2 separate regions of the Homo sapiens genome follow, and region 1 is linked to region 2. The links are chromatin loops, found by intact Hi-C in ENCODE. Cell type or tissue: IMR-90. All regions are shown on one strand. Each heading gives the region's core, and the rest is flanking DNA. Links, peaks and the distances in the headings are about the cores only. Region 1 has its middle 120 kb from the start of ZNF608. Region 2 has its middle 160 kb from the start of CSNK1G3.

Region 1 (8,343 bases), core at 14-8,013, 960 kb before region 2:
TTAGCAGTACTCCTGACCTCTACTCTGGAGATACCAGTAGCAACCTCCCCAACAAATTGTGACAACCAACAGGTCGTATGAAATTTAGAACTCATGCCTAGCCCCTGCCCCACAGGTAGAGTGCTGAGTTCTATCGTTCTTTGTTGCTTTTGGAGATAGGAAAGCCATCGATGTTTCCTTGTAACTCGATGTAAACAGAATGGGGATGCTCATTTGACCAATGTGGATAAAGTTGGACCAGACCTCTAGCTCTTTAAAAAGAATTGGATGACCCAGATTTTAACATAATAATTAGTAGTTCTTTTAGGTTGAAGATGAATTCAATTTTAAAACCACATCTGAGGGCTGGATTCATTTCACAGCACGTCAATTAGCAGTGCTAGCCCACTAAAAATACATATTATTTCTTCTGGAATGAAGGCTGTCAGTGGAAAACCTGGAAAAAAATGGATAAATCTTAATTGAGTTGCTGGGATTGAATTCAGATTTTCTTCACACAGGGAGAGGCATTTCTTTCATACACAGGAACAAACTTTGAGAGATTCTCACATACACTATACATTTCAGTGAAGTTTTTTTTTTTCACTTAGACATTTGAAAATAAAATGAAAGGAAACATCAAAATCTGCAATATGGAGAAAGTTAAAGTATCCAGGGCTATCATGAACACAAGGCATGATAACACCCATGGACAAGTCTAGGTTTAGGTCTGATCAGACTAGCCTGACCCTTGGCCAGCTGTTGTCATGTTCCTGTCTACCTGGAATGGCAAGTAGTACGATGGAACAAAGCTTCTTTCCTGTGTCCATAACGGACGTGGCTAATCATTGCCGCATTCTCTCCACCTGAATGTGTGTGAGACCTCATAACAAGTTTCTCAGTGCAGCTTTCCCAGTAGTCCCTAAAAAACAGACCAAAGTTGACACGCAACATGAAGGCTGTTTGCCACCTCTGCAAGAAACTAAACTCTTATGGGACTAAATCATGACCCCTATAACTTTCAAGGGTGTCACCCTCACAACCCCCCAATTTCAGGCAAGGAGACTTAACATGGCACTATTCCTCCTTTCAACTATTGGAAACTTTGGAAGTTATTTATTTACCTTCAGTGTTTTAAAGCACTGATTTCTTCAGTCAGAAAAGTTGGGGAACCAGAATCGTTACTTATTGACCCAACTTTCTACTGATTTATGGAGGTGTTATCTTTTTCTCTTTTACTTTCATGCTATCATCACATCTTTGGCTCTCCTGCCACCCTCTTATAATGATCTTTGATTAGATAGAATCCATCCAAATAATCCAGTATCATCTCCTTCTCTCAATGTCACCTGATTAACAATTTTAGTTCCATCTGCAATCTTAATTCCCCTTTGCCACGTAACAACCGTTTCACAGATTCTGGGGATTAGGACATGGACATCTTTGGGGGCTACCACTCTACCTGCCACACCACCCAACACAAATCCCTTTCTGCCTGGGCAGTATTAACACAATAACAATAGTATAATAGTTCTACTGTATAATATACAATATTACAACTGGTATAATGACCATCATCAAAATTATAGTATATTTACTTTGCACTTCACATGTAAGAACTCATTTAGTTCTCATAATCACCCAATTACTATTCGCATTTTAGAGCTGGAAAAACTGAGGCATCAAGCTAAAGTAATTTGCCCAAGTTCACACCACTGTGTAAGTGACAGGACCATAACCCCTATGTTATACTGCTTCAGAGAAGGGATAATACACTCCCTAGGGAATTGACAAGATTTTCCTTTGCTAAAGTGCTTATTATTTCAGAGGGGAAAATAATGGTGTGTCTCTCCAGGCTGCTATGAGACAAAGCCTCTGTGCAGCCTGTGCTGGAGCCAGGCATCAAGCCCTTGTTAAACTCCACATTCCAGGCCCAGGATCCTGAGAGCCTAGCGGCTCTTCAGTGCATTGCTGGCAGAGGTTGCTGAAAAGGTTACCTTTTTTTTTGTTTTCTCATTGTCATGGCAGCCCTTGCCTCTTTCAATACTCTACCATATGTATCTGATGACTAGAAGCTCAGAATACAAGAGTTGGGCTTCACGGGAACTGGTGCTTGGGTGTCAGAGGCTGGTGGGAAGGCTGATGCTTTTGTGATTCTGGCAGAGACTATCATGGGCTCCTACAAAGGGTCATTCCAACGTTCTGACAAAGGGCCCCAAATTTGTACTTTCAATTATCTACAAATGATGTCATTCTCACTGTCTCAGGGGATTTTTGAAAATATTAGAAAGAAGGATGCTCAAACCTCAGCTTTAACTCTTTAAATACCCTCCCCTAACCAGATCCTTCTCCAGTGTATTTTGTGTGTACTGAGGGACAAGGGAATATGTGAAACATACTTACTTGCAAGATGTAAACATTTAAATTATAATTTCTGCAATGTTATATTGAAATTGCTTCTTTATTTCGATATGGTGAGAGCCTCAAAAAATGAATGCCTAGATTTTTCTTGGCTTCTCAGAGGACTTTGCTCTAAATAGTATGTGTTGGGGCAAAATACAGAAATTGATTGAAAAATTCTTCCTAATAAGGGTGGCAGGGGCCACTGAATCAAGACATCCTGGCCCCATTTAATCACTGGAGGTCACTGAACTATAGGTCTGAAAGAGAAAGTAGTTCCATCTTCCTCACCACTCTCCAGAGAAGGTAGTCCAGCCACCCAACCTAGACCAGATCGGAATTTTCCAGGGTGGGGGAAGTGGGGTGGAATCCCTAGCCTAGTAGGGATGACCTTTCAGCGTAATAACCATGGAGAGGGAGACTGTTTCTAGCAAGGCTGCTGTACAGCTGGATGTTTTCAGCTGCCTGTAACAGAAACCATGACTGAAACTGCCATCAACTGCAAGGAAATGTGTTCTCTCCCCAATGCTGAGCCAAGAGCAGGGTAATCTCCAGACATCATCCCGCATGCTGCTGACTCTGCTTCTCTGTGATACTCTTTGCTCAGTCTTCCTTGGGCTTGTCCCCTGTGTTATGGCCACATGAGTTCCAGATCTCTCTCTGGAGACATCAGTGTCCAGGGGAGAGAACTGTGTCTTCCTGTGTCTCTTAGGAGGGAAGAAACCTTCCTCAGATGCCTCTGGCAGGCATCTCTCCCATATCCTTGGCCAGAACCAGGCCACATGGTGACTCCTGAAACATTACAGGAAGAGAATGGGATTGCCATGAGTTCCTCAGGCTAAGAAGGATGAGAATCTGCCCCTGAGTCATGCATGGGAGGAGTGGCTCATGGCTTAGAACTAGGATTCTGTTGGGGAGAACGAAGGGGGGGATGAATGTTTTGTCTGAGGCATGAAACTTTCTTTGAGGCCAGTGAAACGTGGTAGAATCTCTTAGTGTCCTCTGGGTTCTCCTGAGGTGTGAGTCTGGGATGGGTGCTGGTGGGAGGCAGACAGTTGTTTACACTCCAGCAGAACTCACAGAGACCCTCCGCTGTAACTGATTTTTCCTTAGAGAATCTGGTGATTGGGTAGAATTAGGATAGCGGGCACAGGGCTGCACTGAACGCACTGTTCCGAAGGAACATGAAGAGATTCAGAAACCTACCGTCTTTCTTTTCTCTCTCTTCCATGACACAGCTGAGTAAGACTCTATGGGTAGGAGGAAAGGTGCCACTCTCTTCCACCATTCCCTAGCACACACGCACACATGCATACACACACACACACACACACACACACACACACACACACACACACTCTGCTCTTCAGAGGTTCCCCAGAACTTACAGCCTATAAGAAAGAACAGGGACCTACCTTCTCCCCCAAAGCAAGTTCTGCACTCTGGACAGAAAAGAGGAACTCAGGACCATTTTTACTAGAATTTAGACATAATTAGGAGGGGTGGGTGGAGGGGTGAAGGGACTGGAATGTTAGGAAGGGCAAGCGTTGAGCCCTGGTATACCAAAATTGGAAAGAGAAAGAACAAATTAGCCCACTGGCAGAGGGAGAATCTCACCATATCAGGAACAAGGGAGATTCCTTCAGGAGAAAGAGAAACCAGGCTTTAGCTTGGGGTCTCTGACTTAGAGTTATCAACGTTAGGAAAGGGCGTTGACCAAGTCTCAGAAAGCCATCTCACTCTTGCTGGAAGGGAAAGAATGGGTGGGCAACCCCTAGAACTTCCAGCTGGGTGGGGGCATAATCCTCTCTGCCTTTGGCCCTCTCTCCACTCTCAGCAGAGCAGAATGTGTCTGGTAGGGAAGAAGAAAAAGGACTGGCCTCATTTTCCTGCCCCTCTACCAACCTGAATTTGTCCCTGATTGGGTGAGTGGTGGGCGAGTGACCCACCCAGCAGATCTAGTGACTGCAAACCCTTGGGGTAGGGTTAATTCCTTCAAAAGAAGGAATTTTGAAAGTGGGTGAGCAGGTCATGAGACAGAATTCATTCAGGAAGTATTTCCTGAGTACCTGTGAGGGGCCTAGGTACTGGGTGCCCAGGTCCTGTGTCCTGGGGATAGGGTGCCCAGGCCCTGCCCTCTCCCACTTATAGACAGAGTGGGGCACCCCCTCCCACCTCTGGATGAGCACATAGATGTCTCCGTAAAGCTGAGCAAAGCTGAACTCTGCAGACCTAGTGCTGGCCAAGAAGGTCTGCCATGAAGACAAGCACTCACTGTGAGACTCTGCCTCGAAAGCTCATAAACCTGGGAGCCTGCTGTGCTCAGCCTCAGAAACCCCCAGGTGCCCGTGTGTCTGCCATCCCCAGCCCCCACCATCCCCTCAGTGATAAGATACTGGGAGGCAGACCATAAAAGGTGGATTTTGTGACAACAGCTTGGTGACCAGACCGTTCCCTCTGCTGAGGGCTGCTGAGGGCTGAAGCAGGGATGACTCATGGAGAGGCCCCAGCAGACAGCCGAGGAAGCCTCTGACCCTGCGGTGCTGTGGGCTGGGCCATCACGGGACACTGGGGAGCCACAGATGTGCTCAGAGGTAGGGATATGCGGTGAGTCACTCCACCCCTGTCAGGCACTGGCAGGGAGCTGAGGAGTCAGAAGCAGAGAGAGCCAGCGCCGAGCTCGCCCGGTGCCTGTGAGCAGCCAGCCTCTAAATGGCTTCCAGCTTGACAGTCCTCACACTGTGGCAATGTAGCTTCTGGAAGCCTATGGGGCCCAGGGACATTCCTCTGACTGACTCCAGTGGATGAGGTGTGCTCAGGGTGTGGTGGGTGAGCAAGTGGCCTTCCCGGGTCAGCTAGAGGGACTCCCTTGTCATCGTCCAGTGGTGGAAATTGATGAATTGGCACCTAACATGAATGCGATATCCTCCTGGGAGGCTGAGAATCTCTAATCTTGTCCCACTCGATGTCAGCAACTCCGCAGGCCTGGAAGCCTCCCTCTGAATGCTTAGCAGGGCTCCCCTGTGTACCTCCTGCTTTCCAGGGCCACTGTGCCTTGGTCAAGGATGTTTAAGGCGTAAATCACAGAAATCTATTCAAGCAAATGTAAGCAAAGTAGACAGATGTAAGAACAGAGGGGTTCTTACAGGAGCAAGGGTGGCAAGTGTGTCCAAGCTTCCTAGGGGCTGGCACTGGTGGGACCTGGGAGGTCTAGGCACCATGGAAGCTTCTCTCTCACACACATCGTGGTTTGTTTTGTCGCTGTTACTCCTCCTCTGCCTCATTCCTCTCTCTGCACACTGGCTCTCTCTGATTCTCCAAACACATGACCTCGCCTGACTGGCAATACTCTCTGTCATCTTCCAGTTCTAATTGCAGATTCTCAAGAGAAAGGATGGAAGTGGCCAGGCCCAGGGGCCACAGGATAGAATGAACTTGCTGAGGGAGTGGAGGCTGGGCAGTGTGGGGCGGGAACAGTTGCTAAGCTGGCTCCTATTTTTGGCTTCTTTTGACTCCCCACACCACTTTCATCTAAGCCCTTTGTCGAAGGAATATTTATGACTAGGAGCAGAAGTTCACGCAAACCAGCTTAGTTACAAAGAAGGTTTATTGAAAGCGTATAAGAATCCGTCTCACTATCCAAGGATAGGAAGGGAATTGGCAGGTCATAGTGGTTGTTGGTGTCTAGAAAATCCCTAAATCTCGCTCAAATATCACATAATCTCTTACCCCTTCTTCTCTTGGTGTCTCTGTCCCGTTCTCCCGCTTCTGCAGACAGACCGTTTCTACCTCTTTGTGACTTCCCTATTCTTGTAATTGAACGTGGCCTGAAATTGCTATGGAGCTCACGAGGGCTCGTTTCTCACCATCATTTAACTGACCTAGCCTTTCAGTTTGCACTCCAAATTCCTGTGCCAAGTGCAGTGGATTTCCATCCAAGGAATAACCAAATGTGGCTGGGCCGGATTTGGGAGAGGCGTATGGAATTATATAGGACTGTCAACACTCCTGTGATTCCAAGGGTTTTAGGAGCTCTGTGCCAGCAATTGTGGGGTGGCAAAGACCATATACATATATACATGTGAACAAGTGGTCTTTTCGGGTCAGCTAGAGGGACTACATATACATATATATGTGCATATATATGTATATATAGTCTACATATACATATATGTGTATATATATACATATGTATGTATATATACACACATATATACATATATGTATATATACACACATATATACATATATGTATATATACACACACATATATACATATATGTATATATACACACATATATACATATATGTATATATGTATAGTGTATATATGTATGTATATACACTATATAGTGTATATATGTATGTATATACTATATAGTGTATATATAGTGTATACAAGTATATATATATATACACTTATTTTTTATACCACAAAATAGAAATGTCCCCCTTTTCCCTGAGTGCTTCCTCTTTTGTCGTACTTTACTTTTTCCATTTTGTTTACCATCAAATGACATGTTAAATATTTGTTCGTGTATCTGATTATGGCCTCTCCTGCCATTAGAATATAAACTCCATAAGAGCAGGGACCTAATCATTTTTTCCTACTATTCTGTCTCCAGCATCCAGAACAGTGTTTCGCCTAAAACAGGCACTTAAGTATTGTCAGATGAATGAGTGAGCAAATGTCATGTCAGGATACAGTAGAGATGCCATTGATCTGCCTCCTTTCTTTGAGAATTTGCCTCACCCACAACCTCTAGAAGGTTTTATTTTTCATAATGAACCCTTTTGTACCTTACCTGACTTTACGCTAATGAGGTTACTTTTGGCGGGCCCTTAGGTAGTTTCAGGAAGGGGCCGGTCATCAGAGGAACCAACCTCGTGATTAGAGGGTTGGAACTTTTGCAGGGAAGAAGGACTGGAGATTGAGTCCTGTCACCAATGGCTGGTGATTTAATCAGCCATGGCTATATAATGACCCTTCAATAAAAACTCTTCAAAAACAAGGTTTAGGGAGCTGGTGAACGGGGCTGCTGAACCCATGTGCTGGGTGGTGGCATGCCTGGGGAGGGCATGGAGGCTCTGTGCCACCCCTGTCTCCATACCTTGTCTTACACATCTCTTCTATTTGGCTGTTCTGTGTTGTATTCTTCATAATAAAACTGAGATTATAACTCTTTCCTGAGTTCTGTGAGTCACTTTTGCAAATTATTGAACCACAAGGGGATCATGAGAAGCCTCAAATTTGCAGTTGGCTGGGCAGAAATGCAGGTAGTCTGGGGACCCCGTTTGTGGCTGGCACCTGAAGTGAAGGAAGTCTTGTGGGACTGAATCCTTAACTCTGTGGATCTGCACTCACTCCAAGTAATGTCCGAATTGAACTGGGTTGTAGGACACCCAGTTGGTGTTAGAGAATTGGAAATTGTTGTTGGGAAAATGACATAATTTTCTGTAGGAGGTTCAGGGAAGAGACATCTGAAGGCACTAAAGGAGCAAGTCATGCAGATGTCTCAGGAAATGTTTCAGGCAGAGGGAAGAGCAGGTGCAAAGGTCCTGAGGTGAGAATGTGTCTGAAGTGTTTAAGGGAAAGCATGGGAAACATTGTGGTTGGAATACAGGTGAGGGGCAGAATGGCAGATGAGGTGTCGTGTGGACACAACCTTGAGGCAACAGTAACCTTCAGCTACACAGCCAGGCATGCTATCCTGTAATTGTGGGACAGGCAGCTCACAGATTTAAAATGCACAGATCAGAGTTTGCTGAAGCATTTAAACTAAAGCATATAGTGAGAAGCAAGTTGAATAAAATGGAGTGGAGGCCAGCCATGGTGGCTCTTATGTGTAATCCCAGTAACACAAGAGGCCGAGGTGGAAGGATCACCTGAGGCCAGGAGTTCAAGACCAGCCTGGGCAATGTAGTGAGACCTTGTCTCTACAAACAAACAAACAAACAAACAAA
Region 2 (8,335 bases), core at 336-8,335:
ACCCTAAAACTTAAAGTATAATAATAATAATAATAATAAACAATGATATGGGCCGGGCACAGTAGCTCATACCTGTAATCCCAGCACTTTGGGAGGCCAAAGTGGGTGGATCCGTTGAGGTCAGGAGTTCGAGACCAGCCTGGCCAACGTGGTGAAACCTCCTTGTCTCTACCAAAAAAAAAACAAAAATTAGCCAGGCGTGGTGGTGGATGCCTATAGTCCCAGCTACCAGGGAGGCAGAGGTTGGAGAATCACTTGAACACGGGATGCAGAGGCTGCAGTGAGCCGAGATCGCGCCACTGCACTCCAGCCTGGGCGACAGAGTGAGATCTGCCTCAAAAAAAAAAAAAAAAACACGTTTACCTTCAAGTTATCTTTGCAATTATGGAGGATGGGGTGCAAGAAAGAAGGCAAACAGAAAACAGGCATCAACATGACTTTTACTAGGTAATTCTAAGTCATGCCAGCATTTCCTGTCCATCATGTTTGCAATCTAGGAGGAAGAGGAAAAAATATAATGTAATTTTATTTAAACTCAGAGCCTAATCACCAATGACCTTTAATCTCTGAAATCAGTACTACTGCCCATATGCTAAATGCAATTATGAAATTTGATTTCCTATATGTAGTACGCAATGAAACTGTTTTAATTGACACTGATATATATCTGTAATAACTTCTGTAGAAATTAAAAATCAATGCCAATTTCAACTCTCTGGGTAATTTTTTATTGAACAGATAAAAAATTCACATGAGTTCAACACTTGCAAATGGCAAAACAACAAATAAAACAAAAAAAAAACAACAACAAATAAAACAACAAAAAAACACAGCACTCTACTATTATAAACCCAGAACCAGTCTTTAGGCTACAGGGCTTACCAAGCTCATTGAACAAACTTGCTCAACCCTAAGTTGGCTTCAGAATTTAGGGAGACTCCCAAAATGTTCTGACAAGCAGGAACGCCTCAATAACTTTCACATTTTCTCTACTCCTACCCTCATATCAAACCACCAGCACTTCTATGCTTCATTCGCTTTTCTGAGACCTTTTTGTCCAGCCTTAAATGAGATACAGCTGAGGATAATGGAGTAAATCTCACTATAATCAAACTAGGTCCCTGTATTCAGACACCACACACTGGGAGGCCAGGTACACTGACCCAGGTTCCAGTGGTTGGCCTTTGATTAGACTATGCTAACCAGAAGAGTCAACATAAATGAAACAATGTGCATGAATGCAGGAATGCACACACACACACCACTGGGTAATTGGCGAGACAGCTGTTGCTGAAGCTGTTGCAACTTACAGTTGGCATTTATAGGTAACAAGTTCCCAGTACCTTTCATCACCAGTGGGAGGGACAGCATTGTCCTGTGGGCACTCGATATCTCTGAGCACCAGGCAGATTGAAAACAAGCCTCTCCTAAAAGGACAGTCAGCCCCTCTCTGGTGCATTCACTTCAGCTTTTCCTTCCTAAACTGCTGGCTAGAATTTAACAAGACTTTACAGACAGCAAATGCTGCAGATTGGGAAAGCTGTCAGAGCTATTATTTCCTTTTTCTTTCCCACATTGATTTCATTCGAAACTGAACATATCAGCAATTAAGCCTGTCAAATCTAGCATTCAACTTCCTATATAATTTTGAAAGTATTCCCTGTTGTCATCAGGCCGTCTGTGGTTGGGTCCTCTGTATGAATTCCCACAGGGACACGATCATACCAGGGGTCCAAGTCAGGTAGTATCTTTTCCAGGAATCCAAGCCAAGTAGTATTCCTCATAATAAGAAATATAAAGGTGAAGCATAATAAGAAATATATTCTTGTGTTAAAAAGAAGAGGAATAGAAGTGAATTGTATAGCAATAGAAATTGTATTCAGCTGGGTTGGGAAAAACCTGTGCAAAACTAGTGCATGGTCTAATTTTTATAATATAGATTTGTATTTATTTGTAAGTGTGTGTATGTATGTGTGTGTGTGCATACATATATATAGAGGGAGTGCTAGACTGTAACAAATAATAGCATGGTAAGATATATGCTTTTATTTATTTTCACTTATCCATATTTTCTAAGGTTTCTACGGTAATCTTGCATTAGTTTTCTTTTATAAAAAATGTTTAACTAGCGTGAGATGAGCTATAGGAAGAATGTGTGTGGAACATAAATCTCCTTATATAGGGCCAGAAAACCCAACTGTGTATAAACAGAAGGAAATATACAATTGTATGTAAGTAAACATACACAGAGCTCAGGAAAATAGAGTTGAGCCTGTGAAAACAGCAGAGCTGGAATCGCCTCCCCAGAATATTTATATCCACCCACAAAGTTATTTATATAAACTCATGGTCCAAGACTTCCCATGCTACATTCTTGCCATTTACACAGGCCCAGTGGCCCCAGAAGAGCCTCCTTTACAACTCTACTGTTGAGTACTTTAACCTTGCTCTGACATATAAATTCAAATGGCAATATATTATAATATGGGAATCTTCTCCAATCATGGAGCAGAAAAAAAAAGGAAAGTAAAGCCACCAAACTCTTCCAAATGCCATTTTTTTTGGGAGAAATAAGGGGCCAGAGGAGAAGAAGGGGTGGTTTAAAAACAAACAAAAAAATGATTCCCTCCTTTCAAGCCAAAAGCACGAAATCGTAACCGCCTTATAAATTTACCAATTTGTGCTCCATGTAAATCTCAAATGGGAGTTCTCCTAGTGAACCCTCCCCTAGAAAGTTGTTGCCAGGATGTTTATAGAATCATTACTGGTAAGTTTTTTTTTTTCTGCAGGAAAAGTCTCAGCTGCAGCTCCATTATTTGGGGGGTACAAAATGTATTTCAGGAAGCAGTATGCTCTTTTATTTTTTTTAAAGACTAATTCAGATCGTAATTATATTCTCACAAAGAAATTGAGAAATAGGAAATTTTTTTGGTAGATCAATGGCTTTATTCAAGCAACAGCTCATGAATAAATCTCTTTTTAAAGACCTAAAATGTGACACAAGCTCATTATTAAAAAATATTCAAATAACTAAGTATATAGCTTTAAGGGGAAAAGCTGTAGTATAGCATTCTGAACCAGAGCTGCATTCTCAATGATAAATCTTTTTTTTTTTAATTATTGGGGAAAGTACATTTTTGGTTAGATTAAAATGAGATCTGTGAGATCACTTTTCCTACAGATATTTCAACTGTAACAAAATAATGCAACACTAATCTGTAAGACTTTTTCGGTAATAGATGTTTTTCCTCAGTAAATCAATGCAAAGGCTAATTGGGGTGGAAGGTGGCTATCTCTCGTGGTTATAAATACATTTGCATTGCTATCAATCTTTTTTCCACCACCAATGTTAAACGAGGCTGAACAACCTAAAGAGGAGAAAAAAAAAAAAAAAAAAAAAAAAAATTGAAGTTCAATGTTAGCACATAGTAAATGCTGCCATCAAGTGGCCGAATGGAGAGTTGCCCTAACCAAAAAAGTTGTCACCTAAATTACTAACACAATGTTTAAAACCAGGAATCAATCTTACTCATAGTTTGACATATGTTTTTATTATAATCAGGGGCAGTATGCGGTCTGTGGCCCATTTTTGTATGGCCCTCAAGCTAAAAATGTGGCCCATAAAGTCTAAAAAAAAAAAACAAAACAACAAAACTCTGCAAGTGAATATTCCTACAGTAGCTTACTACTAAATCATATGTCCTGATCTCTTATTCTGTCTGTTGCAAGTTATATGTTGGTGACATTGACCTTGGACCATTTAATGTTAAGTCGTTGAATTCTATTTTCTGATGTAAAAGTAAATTGTTTTATTTAGTACTCTGAGCACCTAATATATGCAAACTTCATTTTAATAATTTTCACTTCTCATTGCTTAGGACCAACTTTGAAGTGGATGGGATATGTCTGAATAATAACAAGTAATTTCCCTAAAAGACAACCTAATGCTTTCACATATTAGACAGTGTGAGATACAGCTTTTCAAGTCCTTGAACATCCACCCCCATGTCTCTATGATTAATTGTAATATTAGTGATATTATTTCAATTTCATGTGTCAAGAAAGAAAAGTCTGATATGATGTTGAGAATCACAAAAATATGTACTTTTTTAAGTCAACAGATTTAATAGTGGTCATGAGAAACAAATTTTTCTTTTATTTGCAAAATAACAGATGCAAAGCATTGCCTACAAGTTAGAATGTTTATTCACAAAGACATTATAAATGATGCAGACAAATAGCTAATCATTGCTCAGTGAACAAACATTTTAAGTATGCATTTCATAATTAATAAAATTTTGAAAGTAGGCACAGGTTTTGAGGTTTCCAAAGTTCTATCATACTTATAATATAAAATATTTCTCAAAGTATAGTCACCATTCCTGGCAATGAAATTATAAGAAGTGCTTATTTTTTTTTAACTTTTATTTTAAGTTTGGGGTACATGTGCAGGTGTTTTACACAGGTAAAAACTTGCATCATGGGGTTTTGTTGTACAGATTATTTCATCACCTAAATTTTAAGTCTAGTACCCATTAGTTATTTTTCCTGATAGTCTCCCTCCTTCCAACCTCCACACTCTGATAGACCCCAGTGTGCGTTGTTCCCCTCTGTGTGTCCACATGTTCTCATCATTTAGCCCCCACTTATAAATGACAACATGCAGTATTTGGCTTTCTATTCCTGTGTTAGTTTGCTAAGGATAATGGCCTCCAGCTCTATCTATGTTCCAGCAAAAGACATGATCTCATTCTTTTTTATGGCTGCATGCTGTATGCATACTACATTTTCTTTATCCACTCTGTCACTGATGGGCATTTAGGTTGCTTCCATGTCTTTGCTATTGTGAATAGTGCTGCAATGAACATAAACATGCATGTGTCTTTATGACAGAACAATTTATATTCCTTTGGCTATATATCCAGTAATGAAATTGCTGGGTCAAATGGTAGTTCTGTTTTTAGCTCTTTAAGGAATCACCACACTATCTTCCACAATGATCGAGCGAATTTACACTCCCACCAGAAGTTTATAAGCATTCTTTTTTCACTGCAACCTCACCAGCATCTGTTATTTTTTGACTTTTTAATAATAGTTACTCCGACTGGTGTGAGATGGTATCTCATTATGGTTTTGATTTGCATTTCTCTAACGATCAGTGATATTAAGCATTTTTTATATGCTTTTTGGCCACAATGTATGTCTTCTTTTGAAAGTCTGTTCATGATCTTCACCCACTTTTTAATAGTGCTTTTTTTTCCTGTAAAGTTCCTTATAGATGCTGGATATTAGACCTTTGTCAGATGCACAGTTTGGGAAAATTTTCTCCCATTCTGTAGGTAGTCTGTTCACTCTGTTGATAGTTTATTTTGCTGTGCAGAAGCTCTTTAGTTTAATTACATCCCATTTGTCAATTTTTACTTTTGTTGCAATGGCTTTTGGCATCTTAGTCATGAAATCTGTGCCCATTCTTGTGTCCAGAATGGTATTGCCTAGGTTGTCTTCCAAGGTTTTTATAGTTTTGGGGTTTACATTTAAGTCTTTAACCTGTCTTGGGTTGATTTTTGTATATAGTGTAAGGAATGGGTTCAATTTCAATCTTCTGCATAAGCCAGTTATCCCAGCACCATTTATTGCATAGAGAGCCCTTTCCCCATTGCTTGTTCTTGTCAGTTTTGTCAAAGATAAAATGGTTGTAGGTGTGCGGCCTTATTTCTAGGCTCCTTATTCTGTTCCATTGGTCTACGTGTCTGTTTTTGTACCAGTACCATGTTATTTTTGTTATTGTAGCTCTGTAGTAAAGTTTGAAGTTGGGTAGTGTGATGCCTCCAGCTTTCTTCTTTTTGCCTGGGACTGCCGTCGCTATTTGGTTCTTTTTTGGTTCCATATGAATTTTTAAATGGCTTTTTCTAGCTCTGTGAAGAATGTCAATTGTAGTTTAATAGGAATAGCATTGAATCTATAAATTGCTTTGGGCAGTATGGCCATTATAACAGTATGAATTCTTCCTATCCATGAGCATAGAATGTTTTTCCATTTGTTTGTGTCATCTCTGATTTCTTTGAGCAGTGTTTTATAGTTCTTGTAGAGATATTTCACCACCCTGGTAAGCCGTATTCTTAGTACTTTTTCTTTTTTGTGGCGATTGTAAATGGGATTGTGTTTCTGATTTGGCTCTCAGCTTGACTGTTTTTGGTGTATAGGAATGTTAATAATTTTTGCACATTGATTTTGTATCATGAGACTTTGCTGAAGCTGTTTATTAGCTTAAGGAGCTTTTGGGATGAGATTATGGGGTTTTCTAGATATAGAATCATGTTATTTGCAAACCAGAATAGCTTGGCTTCCTCTTCCTATCTGGATCCCCTTTATTTATTTCTTTTGTCCGATTGTCCTGGCCAGGACTTCCAATACTATGTTGAATAAAAGTGGTGAGAGAGGACATCCTTGTCTTGTGCTGGTTTTTAAGAATGCATCCAGCTTTTGTTCACTCCGTATGATATTGGCTGTGGTTTTATCACAGATGGCTGTTATTATTTTGAAGCATGTTCCTTCAATACCTAGCTTACTGAAAGTTTTTAATATGAAGGGGTGTTGAATTTTATTGAAAGCCTTTTCTGCATCTGTTGAGATAATCATATGGTTTTGTCTTTAGTTCTGTTATTGTGATGAATCACATTGATTGATTTGCATATGTTGAACCAACCTTGATCCTATGGATAAAGCCTACTTGATTGTGATGGATAAGCTTTCTGATGTGCTACTGGATTCAGTTTGCCAGTATTTTGTTGAGGACTTTTGCAGCAATGTTCATCAAAGATACTGACCTAAAGTTTTCTTTTTTTGTTGTGTGTCTGCCAGGTTTTGGAATCAGGATGATGCTGGCCTCAAAGAATGAGTTAGGGAGGAGTCCTTCCTCCCCAGTTTTTTAGAGTACTTTCAGGAGGAATGATACCAGCTCTTCTTTGTACATCTGGTAGCATTCAGCTGTAAATCTGTCTGGTCCTGGGTTTTGTTTTTGTTTTTGTTTTGTTTTGTTTTGTTTTTTTGGTAGGCTATTTAGTATTGCCTCAATTTCAGAGCTCGTTATTGGTCTATTCAAGGATTCAGTTTCTTCCTGGTTCAGCTTTGGGAGGTTGTATGTGTCCAGGATTTTATCCATTTCTTCTACATTTTCTAGTTTGTGTGCATAGAGGTGTTCATAATATTCTCTGGTGGTCATTGTATTTCTATTGGGTCAGTGGTAATATGCCCCTTGTCATTTCTGATTGTGTTTATTTGAATCTTTTTCTGAAGTGCTTATTTTAAAAATTCAGATTCTTAGACCTTATTTTTGACCTATTGAGTCAAAATGTCAAGAAGAAAAGGGACCAGGAATTTAAATTTTTAATAAATCCCACAGGCAACTTGTATGACCTTATAGTTTAGGAACTTCCTCATTGTAGTTAAGGAGAGACTAAACTGATTTTCTCAAGATCTCAAAGCTAGACTTAGAGAATTGGAATCAAAAGTAGAAGCCAGCCTTCCTTACCTCCATTCCAAAATTTCTTACCCCATACTGCATGAACTGGGAAATACTTTCCCATATCAGGTCTCAGCATCCTTGCACTATTACTGGAAGCTATTACCTACATGTAGAGGCATTTCTTAAGTTCTATTTTATAATCCTTTAAAAAGTACAAAAATAAAATGTGCTATGTCATTAAAAATGAGGCATAACATTGAGTTTTTAAAATTATTTGTCATTATTAAAATTAATAATAGCTTGATTTCCTGTTAAAGGCAGCAGTATAAAATTGTCTTTGCTCTATTCTTTACTATGAAACCAAATAATAATAAGGTCAAAAAACAAATCAATAGATAAACCTGATGGTAGATTAAGTGCCCAAAGAAAGGCATAATAATCCTCCTACCAGTGGATGCACACGCATTTTGAATGTGACTTTGCCACCCCTTGAAACTGGTTTGGTCCCCTGACTTACTTTGACCAATAGAATGCAGAAGAACTGATGCTATGTGTCTTTCTAGCCTCAGCCGCCATTAGAGGTCTGCAGCTTCTCACCCTCATGGTACACAGAGATCTCCATGCTGTGAAGACACCCAGGATGAAAAACCATGTGGAGACAAACAGGCCAGACATTTCATCTTTTTCAGCCATCCCAGTTGATCCACCAGCTAACTACAGACACATAAGTGAACCCAGGTGAAACCAGCAGAACTGCCCAATCAATGAATAGAATTAGGAGAAGTAATAAACTGGTTTATTTAAGTCTAAGTTTGGTTTGTTAATAACAATATATCATTAATATGCTAAGAAAAAAACATAAGCCTAAAC

What was found. Hi-C counts contacts between places; a loop is a spot of excess contacts. Peaks named below come from ENCODE experiments on the same cell type or tissue, not always from the same donor. Only the 100,000 strongest peaks of a DNase experiment are listed, where the experiment ranks them.
Region 1: a loop joins it to region 2, with 4 times the contacts of the local background. A loop is called at or near these places in 3 of 110 quality-filtered maps.

What each region holds. Positions count from the first base shown.
Region 1 is chr5:124,625,845-124,634,187 of GRCh38, reverse strand. No RefSeq gene overlaps it. Among named protein-coding and RNA genes, the nearest start is that of ZNF608, 120 kb to the left of the region's middle. RefSeq lists a silencer at 1,758-2,052 and an enhancer at 2,915-2,964. In IMR-90, for the core only: no CTCF peak of the experiment used is centred there; DNase peaks (open chromatin) are centred at 3,237 and 4,947; H3K27ac peaks cover 2,272 bases.
Region 2 is chr5:123,666,269-123,674,603 of GRCh38, reverse strand. No RefSeq gene overlaps it. Among named protein-coding and RNA genes, the nearest start is that of CSNK1G3, 160 kb to the right of the region's middle. In IMR-90, for the core only: a CTCF peak has its summit at 3,450 (motif pointing left); no DNase peak of the experiment used is centred there.